Linked DNA regions of Homo sapiens: region 2 is linked to region 1. A link is a contact called in ENCODE Hi-C or POLR2A ChIA-PET data. All regions are on one chromosome and are shown on one strand. Each heading gives the region's core, a stretch centred on a gene start or an enhancer-like site at or near the end of the contact. The rest is flanking DNA. Distances are from core to core; before and after follow the strand shown.

Region 1 (4,259 bases), core at 1,280-3,779:
AACCTGCTTCCCTTCCCAGCTACTCCATTGCCAACCATTAGCAGCTCTATTCCTTTGGGGAACAGCTTAGGACACACTGCACCTTTATTATGGCATTCAGCTGTGCTACCAAGAAGCGCTTTTTGTATCTATGTAACACACTCCTTTCCGACTTCAACCCCAGACTGTGAACTCTAGGAGGTTAGGGCCCTTATCTCAGTATCACAGTAAGTGGTACCTTGCCTGGCACAGAAGAGGAGCATCCTATTCTGCATCAATAAATGTTTCTTCTCATTCTGTAACTGCACAAGGCTGTTGTGAGAATGAAACAATTTGTCAATTGTAAGGTCCTGAACAGATGTGAGAGGCTGGCATTCTGCAAGGCCTTTATTAGAGAGATACTTGTTGACCGACGAATGCAGTGGGGCAGCCGCTAAGAATAATGAGTTGGGCTCCACCTCCCCAGGTGGGCCAGAATCTGAGATCCCAGACTGTCCTGAGGATCCTAAATGGAATGGAAGATTTGATGTGGGTCGCTATGGAGGTAATAATTGCTTGATTAAGAAGTAATTAATATCTTGTAGAGATTCAAGATCCTTCCTCTTCCAAAATACAAATAGCTGAGTGATTTCCAGCCCAGAGGTGGACAGGTGACAGTGGAGGGTAGCCTTTATAATGGAAAGGGGAACTCTTCCTGAATTCAATTATAAGGATTTTCTAGGCCGGGTGCAGTGGCTCATGCCTGCAATCCCAGCACTTTGGGAGGCTGAGGTGGGCAGATCACCTGAGGTCAGGAGTTCGAGACCAGCCTGACCAACATGGAGAAACCCTGTCTCTACTAAAAATACAAAATTAGCCAGGCATGGTGGCGCATACCTGTAATCCCAGCTACTCGGGAAGCTGAGGCAGGAGAATTGCTTGAACCCGGGAGGCAGAGGTTGCGACGAGCCGAGATCATGCCATTGCACCCCAGCCTGGGCAACAAGAGCGAAACTCCGTCTCAAAAAATAAAAATAAAAAAGAAGAAGAAGAAGAAGGATTTTCTAGCTTGCAGATAGAGGAAAGAGCTGCAAGCAATGCGCTCCAAGAACCCTCTTTGTTTAGAGACCAAAGCCTGCAATTCCTGTCAAAGCTATCTGGGTTCGATGGCTTTCTTCTCTCAGTAAAAGCCTGGGTCACCTAAACAATGTGGTTTTCAGCAGTTCGGCCGCCTCTGTGGCTTTTTCCTATATCCAAACTTATACCCTTGGAACTCAGGGGAGAGCTGAGTCTTGGAACCCAGGGACCAGTCCCCTGCTTTCGGGATAGATTCCCATTTCTGAGATTTCCAAGCAAGTTTCCAGAATGTAATCCATTTCTTTTCTTTTTGTTTCTTTTGAGACAGGGTCTCACTCTGTTGCCCAGGCTGGAGTGCGGTGTTGCAATCTCGGCTCACTGCAGCCTCAGCTTCCCAAGTAGCTGGGACTACAGGCGCGCGCTACCACGCCCAGCTAATTTTGTTTATTTTATTTTTTGTAGCGATGGGGTTTCACTATGTTGCTTGGGCTAGTCTCGAACTCCTAGGCTCAACCGATGCTCCCGCCTCCGACTCCCAAAGTGTTGGGATTATGGGAGTGAGCCACCGCGCCCGGCCAAAGATGCAGTCCATTTATGATCTTAGGAATCCAGTTAGCAAGGAAAAGGGATGACTCTCACATTTTGTTCAGGGCAACTGGACGGGGTGGCTGAACGCCGAGGTCGGAGAAGTAGCGTAGCTGGCCCCAAATGCTAGTCGCACTGCACAGAGCCTCCCGTATTTGGAGGCCCAGCATCTTTTACTAGCAGATGTGGGGTGGAGCCGGAGGCTGGGCGAAGGCGGGCCAGTGGGTTTAACCCTTTATTTACTTTTTGGGCTGGGACTCTGAGGAAGGCTAGCCAGTTACTTCTTTATTCCATAGGCAGGAAAATGGACCAGGCCTCCCTCACCTAGACCTAAAAGAGGCTCTCGAATCCTTTCAGGAAGACATTTCCTCTTTTTTGCAAAATTTCTGGAAAGTCTGGAATCCGGATATCCACCCTCTGAGTCCTTAAAAAGCTGCCCCTGATCCCGAGGCCTTCTGGGGCTGGTATCCTGCTTCCTGGGAGTCTCTCTGAAGTCCTCCTATTCTTTTTCTCAATATGGAAGCAGGATAACGAGGAAAAGTGAGGCACGCCTGGAACTAGAACGCCGGTCTAAGCCAAGATGGGTGGGCGGAGTAATCAAGCCGGTCTCATTAGGCACTTTTACCATCGCCCCTTTAAGGGATCCTTGGGAGCCGAGGGGCACCAGCGGGTACTGGTACCAGTCCTGCCTCCCTAACCCTTCCCAGTGGGACTCCAGCAGGGCGTCGTGGTCTGTGCGGTGTCTCCCAAACCACTACCTGGCTGCCCCCGTACCAGCTGCTGGGAAAGACTACTTCCTCCGAGTTGTGCCGGCCTCCGCGTTCTCCTCACCTCCCCTCTCCTCCGGACCTCCGCCCCCTCGCGGAGAGGCCTTGCCGCTTTAAGAGCCGGGCTAGCGATTGACAAGCAATAAACGCTGAGCGCCCGGCTGCGCTGGAGCCGCCCGGAGCTAGGGGCTTCCCGGGGCGCAGGTAGGCGTCCCCCGGCCCCCGGGCCAGCTCCTATCCCAAGACCTCCGCCTTCTTTTCGTCCTGACACGGCACTTAGGACCCTATTCACTGGGTTTAAACTCCACAGGCCCCTTTCACCCAGGCCCGTTCCCTCCCTGTCCACCCGCCCCCGCCCCTGGGCCCTCTTTCTGGGGTGCTGGTTGGGAGAACCAAGCCCCGCTGCCCATTGACACTGGTCCCCGCCCCTGCGGTAGGGGCTCCAAAGTGGCTTCAGGCACCAAGGTGGTGAGCTGTGAGGGGCCCCGGTATCTGCGCGGCCTCCCCGGGGGCTGTGCGGGTTGGGGGTACTTAGAAGCCCGGCATTACGTAAGAACCGTGCTGTTAGCGCTTCCGGGGGTTGGGGAGCGAGACAGAGGTTGCGCTGGGTCCCGGTGGCCCCCTGGTCCCCCTAGGCAGCTAACACCACAATCTTCCCTGGGAGGGGGTCCGCAGAAGGGCGCGCGCTGCTTCTCCCGCTTCCCAAGCTGTAGCGGGGCGGGTCGGGAGCCAGGGTTAGGGTCTGGAGACTTGGGAGGGGACCGGTGCCAGAAGCGAAGAGCTAGGGTTAGAAAGTTAGGTCAATTAAGGGGGGGGCGGTGCGGATAAAGACGGGGTGGGGGTTGGCCGGGGCAGTCATTTAGTGACCTCATCCCTGGTCTCCGGCGGGCGCGCACGTAGAGAGCCTTCTTTGATGGCTCACAACACGCCCCCCTCCCCCAGGTCCTAGCGCCCAGGGTGTTAGGGCTGGGTCCGTTGGGGCAGGGGTGATCTGATGGTCCAAGCATGCACGTCCGCCTGGCCTTTCGACCCCATCCTCTGGCCCTCAGTTCTGTCCAGACCTCCCCGCGACCTCTCGCTCTCCAAAGCGCCTTTGTCAGACCTTTCTTCTCCGCACCTCTTTGTATGTGTATGGATGGAGGGATGGGTGGGAGGTTGGAAGAAACCTCTCCCTTTCACTGCTGGTCCGCTCGCCTGCGGACACTATGGGTGATGTGGATATCTCGGAGGCAGAGCTGAGAGGGCATCTGGGCCCAGGCTTTTGGAAGCCGAGGTGCAGGTTCCCAGATGTCTGGGTGCAGGACCTTGGCACGGAGCCAGGCTAGCTTGCCTGGCACTGCCGTTCTCCTGTGGACACAGCCAGGCCCCGCCCTCTCAGAGGCTTGGACGGGCGTGGGGGAGCAAAGCCAGCCGATGCTCTGGGAACCGATTCCCCGGGAGAAAACCCAGGCAGGCTGGGCAAGACTTCCGAGCGCAGGGATTTCATACAGGATCCTCCCTGCCTTTTCCCGCCCTCCACGCTCTAGGGAAGGAGGACTTCTGGAGTCCCTTCTCTGACCCTGTGAGGGAGAGCAGCGCCAGCCAGGAGAAGGCTCCAGGTCATCAAGGCCTGGGAGGGGGAGGGAAGGGATCCCTCCTCCCTGCTCTCTAGGAGTAGAGATTGGCACCAGGGGCACGGGCCAGCACAGTGGATCCTGGGCATTTCTTCCAGCCTGGGTGTAGCCTGAATAGGGGTGCCCTTCCTCTCCCTGAAAGCACCTTTATTCCATGTCCTCAGCGGCAGAGCTGGGAGGAAAGGGAACCATCCCCCTCACTTTTGTAATTTCTGTCACCTGAGCTCAGGTGACCAGCTCAGGCCTGAGAAGGGAATGG
Region 2 (4,259 bases), core at 1,728-4,227, 290 kb before region 1:
TTTGGTATGAGGATGGCCATGGGTGGGGATATGAGGAAGGATTTAGGTAAACAGGGAGAAGCCAGGAGGATTTTCTGGCCATGGCGCAAATTCCTTAGGGCAGAATGTACTGGGCATATTTAGGTAAGAAACAGATCAGCATCACTGGAGTGAAGAATTCCTGAAAAGGAGGCGGGAGATAAGAGAAAACAAAGGTTGAGGCGATGTTGTTGAAGTTCCTGAAGACCTAGCTTACTTCTCTGTGCCAGACCTGAGTTCAACCACCTTTTGGGTCTCCATCAGCTGATCCCACAGTAACCTCAATATATCCCAGACTGAAGTCATCCTGTGTCCTCCCATGTCCTCCCCTGAGTTCCCCATCCTAGTAAAGGTGTTTTCAAGACCTCCCTCTCCTTTCCTCCACACACCTCAATCAGTAACAAAAACCTACTGCTTTTGCCAGGCCCAGTGGTTTATGCCTGTAATCCCAGCATTTGGGAGGCTGAGGCAGGCGGATCTCCTGAGGTCAGAAGTTCGAGACCAGCCTGGCCAACATGGTGCAACCCTGTCTGTACTAAAAATACAAAACTAAAATTAGCCGAGCGTGGTGGCGTGCGCCAGTAATCCCAGCTATTCAGGAGGCTGAGGCATGAGAATCACTTGAACCCGGGACGCAGAAGTTGCCGTGAGCTGAGATTGCACCTGAGTGACAGAGCAAAATGCTGTCTAAAAAAACAAAACAAAACAAAACAAAAAACCTACTGCTTCTAAATTATTCTCCAGACCATACTCCAGCATGATCCACTAAAAATATAAGTCTGGTGAATGATTCCCCTTGAGGACTCCTCACAGCTTACAGGCTAAAGCCCACAAACTTTTCAACACCTACTTTGCTTTGTCCTGTATTATCCAGCCTGCTCACCTCCTGCTGCTCTGCCACCCACTCCTCTGTTCCAGCTTGATCCATGCTTCTGAAGCTTCCAGTTGGGGATGTCCAATGCCTTCTTGGCCTACCTTCACCTGGTTCATCTCCCTCTATAAGAAGTTTTTCTTTTTCTTCTTTTTTGTTTTGTTTTGAGACGGAGTCTCGCTCAGTTGCCCAGGCTGGAGTGCAGTGGCGCAATCTCAGCTCACTGCAACCTCCGCCTCCCGGGTTCAAGCGATTCTCCTGCCCAAGCCTCCCGAGTAGCTGGATTACTACTATTGCCTAAGCCTCCCGAGTAGCTCCTGGGATTACAGGAGCCCGCCACCACGCCCAGCTAATTTTTGCATTTTTGCAGGCTGGTCTCGAACTCCTGGCCTCCCAAAGTGCTGGGATTACAGGCCTGGGCCACCGCACCCTGCCCAAGAAGCCTTTCTTGACCAACTCTCTTACATCATTTGATGTCTCCTTTTGTCTACCTCTGTTTTCTCTCTGTTGTTTTCCTCACACTGTTTTGCAATTATTATCCTACCTATCTATCCACAAGACAGTGAACTTCTTGAAGAAGCACAACTGTCTTATATCATCTTTTATCCCAGCACCTGGAGCACCGTGAGAATAACAGCTAAGATTTACCAAGCACTTACACAGAGCTAAGAGTTTCACATGCACTGACTTGTTAATCACTACAGCAACGCAAGGAGATAGGACTATCATTATGCCCACTGACAACAGAGGAAACTGAGGCACAGGAAACTCATTTGCTAGGCCCAACGATTTAAATTCAAATCAGACGCCTGATCTGAACTACTCTGGAATATCGCCTCAATAAATGTTTGCTGTTTCTCGGGAGAAATCGGTGAGAAAAAAATAAGTATTTGCTGAAAACTAAAAACCAAAGATGGCTCCAAGTATGTGATTACAGACTATCCTCCTTTTTAATCTTATCTCTTGAGGGGAGAGGGCTGTCACACAACCGTTCCAGGACACCACACACAGAGTAACCGAGATGAAAGCGCCAATCCAGCCATCCACCGCGGCTGGGAAAAGGCCTGTCCCTTCCTAAGGTAAAGAGGGACTGAGAGCGTGAGCACAGGGACACGCTGCACCCAGGGGAACAGCACTGGGTCGGGGGAAGGATCTGGCCAGTGACAAGGAGGCTGTCTGGAGGGGTGGGGGTCCAGCGTGGGTTCCGGAAGCAGGAAAGGCGAGCAGGTGTGGGATCTAAATTAGGACGAGGGGCGGGGAGGGCGCTCCGCGCAGAAGGGCGCAGCTCGGCCTCCGACCTCAGCAGCGGACCCTCATCTCGGCCGCTTGTTGGTCCGCAAGCCTGGAGTGGGCTGAGACCCGCCCAGAAACCGGGAGAACTGAGGCGCGGGCGAGCCCCTTAGGCTCCACAGGCTTTCCGCCCCGAGGTCCTAACTGCGCCCCACTTCAAGTCTGGCCTCTTCACAGAAGTGGCTGCACGCCTCGGGGTAAAGGGGGGAGCGGAGGGTGGCGGGGGAGAGAGCGGGGAGCCCCGAGGGAAGGGCGGGGGAGCCTGGGCCGGAAGGCGTCCCAGGCTCGGCTGGCAGCCGGCGCTCTCTTTCGACGCCACCCGCTGCCCCCGCCCCCGAGCCGGCCGGGACGGCAAAACGTCTCCGCCCCCAGCGCACCGCGCACCTCACCTTGAACGCCGCCCCACCCACCCCCATCTTATTGGTCCTCCCGGGCCGAGGCCTCCCTGCGATTGGTCGGGGAGGTCCGCGAAGGCCCCGCCCATCTCTCCGCCCCCGTCCCCGTCCGCCGGTACTTTGGACGGCGGCGTGGCGCCCCTCCTCCCCTCCCGGTCCCCGCCCCCTGGAGCAAATGCTGCCGAGCTGCGGCCGCGGGGCAGATGCACGCGCTCGGGCCCTTCTAGCAGGCGCGAGCAGTCGCTGGGCGCGCGAAAGCGAAAGAAGGAAGAGGAAGGGAGGGGGAGGGCGGGGTGTTGGGGAGGGGCGGGAGGAGGAAGAGGAGGAGGTTGGAGCGCGCTCGCGCTTGGCCTCGCGCCCGCGCAGAGGGAGGGGGAGAGGGGCGCGCGCGCGCACGCTCGCGTTCACGCTCGCTCCATCCATCCATCCTCCGGTCGCGGCACACGCGCGCGCGCTCCGGGCTCGCGCCGCACCCCCCGCCCGGGAGAGGCGGGCTGGAGTGGGGGGCGGGGGGAGGGGCGCGCGGACGGCGCGCGGACTGCGCGCGGGCGGGGTGAGGTGAGGAGGAGGAGGCGGCGACGGGACAAGAAGGGAGGGGAAGGGGCCATGGCCGCCCGGTGAGGCGGCCAGGCGGGGGGGCGGCCCGACCCCCCGGCCCCGGGCCCTGGGCCCCGGGGAGAGGCGAGGACGGACCGACGGACATGGGGCTCCGGAGCAGCCGCCGCCGTCGCCGCCGCCGGAGGACGCGGCCCTGAGAGGCTGCCGGGCCCCGGCGCGGCCCCCCGGGCGGGGTGAGTACGGGACGGAGACGGGGACGGGGACGGGGGAGGGGCCTGTGGGGGGCGGGGGGCGGGGCCCAAGGCGGGGCTTGGGCCCCCTCCCCCCAGGTCTGGGTCAGCGCCCCTTCCCCTCCCCCCGGGCCGACGCGGAAACGCCCGGCTTCCCCCAGCTTCCCGGCCGGGCCGGGGCCCCTGGCTCTCCCCCGTCTGGGTCCCCCTTGGGCGGGGCAGGGCCGGCCGGGGAGGGGGCGCGGGGCCTTTGTTAGGGAGCCAGGCCCCAGCCCCCGGGACAATAGAGACACCCTCCCGGACTCCTCTCCCCGGCCGGCCGGGGCTGCTGGCGGGCGGGGAAGGAGAGGGGCTGGGACGCGTCCCACTCTCTGGGGGTCGGTCTGTCCCGGCCCGGCGCCGGCCCCGGCGGCTCGGCTGTCCTCCCCCCAGTCGGTATGATGCAGCAGCAGTGCCGCAGGGACGGGGGAAGAGCCGAGGCCCGGCCTCCTACCCTTCCCAGTGCCCCCGGCTCATTCGTCAGTCCCCACCCCACTCTAGGCCGGCAGCTCCTGAAACTCGTACCCACCGTTCCGAGGGGCCCTGGGTTGTGGGTTCTGTGTCTGAATCCTTGGGTGGGGGTTCCTGGACTTTGGGGCTCTTGGAGAGACTTCCGGGCTGGTCCTGAGGGAGGGCGGGTGGTTATTTAAAGGAAGAACAGGTAAGGGGAGTGCCCGCTCCTGGCGTGCCACCCTACCAGGCTCTTCCCCCCCACCCCCCGCCGTTCCTGCTCATGGTGGCTAGAAATGTCCCTTAGCTCTAGGCTCCTGTGGGCTCTGCTCCCCTCGTGGAGTGGCAGGCTGATTTCAAGGGAAGACAGAGTGGGGTGAAGGTTGTAGGGTCCTAGGGCCATTTCTA

Evidence for each region. A loop is a pair of places that touch in the nucleus more often than their neighbours do. ChIA-PET counts read pairs that join two places held with the same protein, here RNA polymerase II (POLR2A). Pooled maps may share reads with other maps.
Region 2: a loop to region 1 is called in a pooled map, with 4 times the contacts of the local background. The contact joins the promoter of ATXN7L3 here to the promoter of MPP2 in region 1. A Hi-C loop is called at or near these places in 5 of 50 pooled maps. POLR2A ChIA-PET finds 5 or more read pairs at or near these places in 2 of 52 experiments (GM12878 and HCT116).

The regions. Positions count from the first base shown.
Region 1 is chr17:43,905,806-43,910,064 of GRCh38, reverse strand. It overlaps MPP2 (MAGUK p55 scaffold protein 2), which reads left to right and starts at 2,529. Exons shown (of 13, transcript NM_005374.5): 1 at 2,529-2,591. RefSeq lists an enhancer at 2,370-2,519.
Region 2 is chr17:44,198,602-44,202,860 of GRCh38, reverse strand. ATXN7L3 (ataxin 7 like 3) reads left to right here and starts at 2,977. Exons shown (of 13, transcript NM_001382309.1): 1 at 2,977-3,365. ATXN7L3-AS1 (ATXN7L3 antisense RNA 1) reads right to left here and starts at 4,021. Exons shown (of 2, transcript NR_184071.1): 1 at 3,931-4,021. RefSeq lists enhancers at 1,598-2,135, 2,136-2,674, 3,400-3,955, 4,160-4,259 and silencers at 2,329-3,128, 3,229-3,838.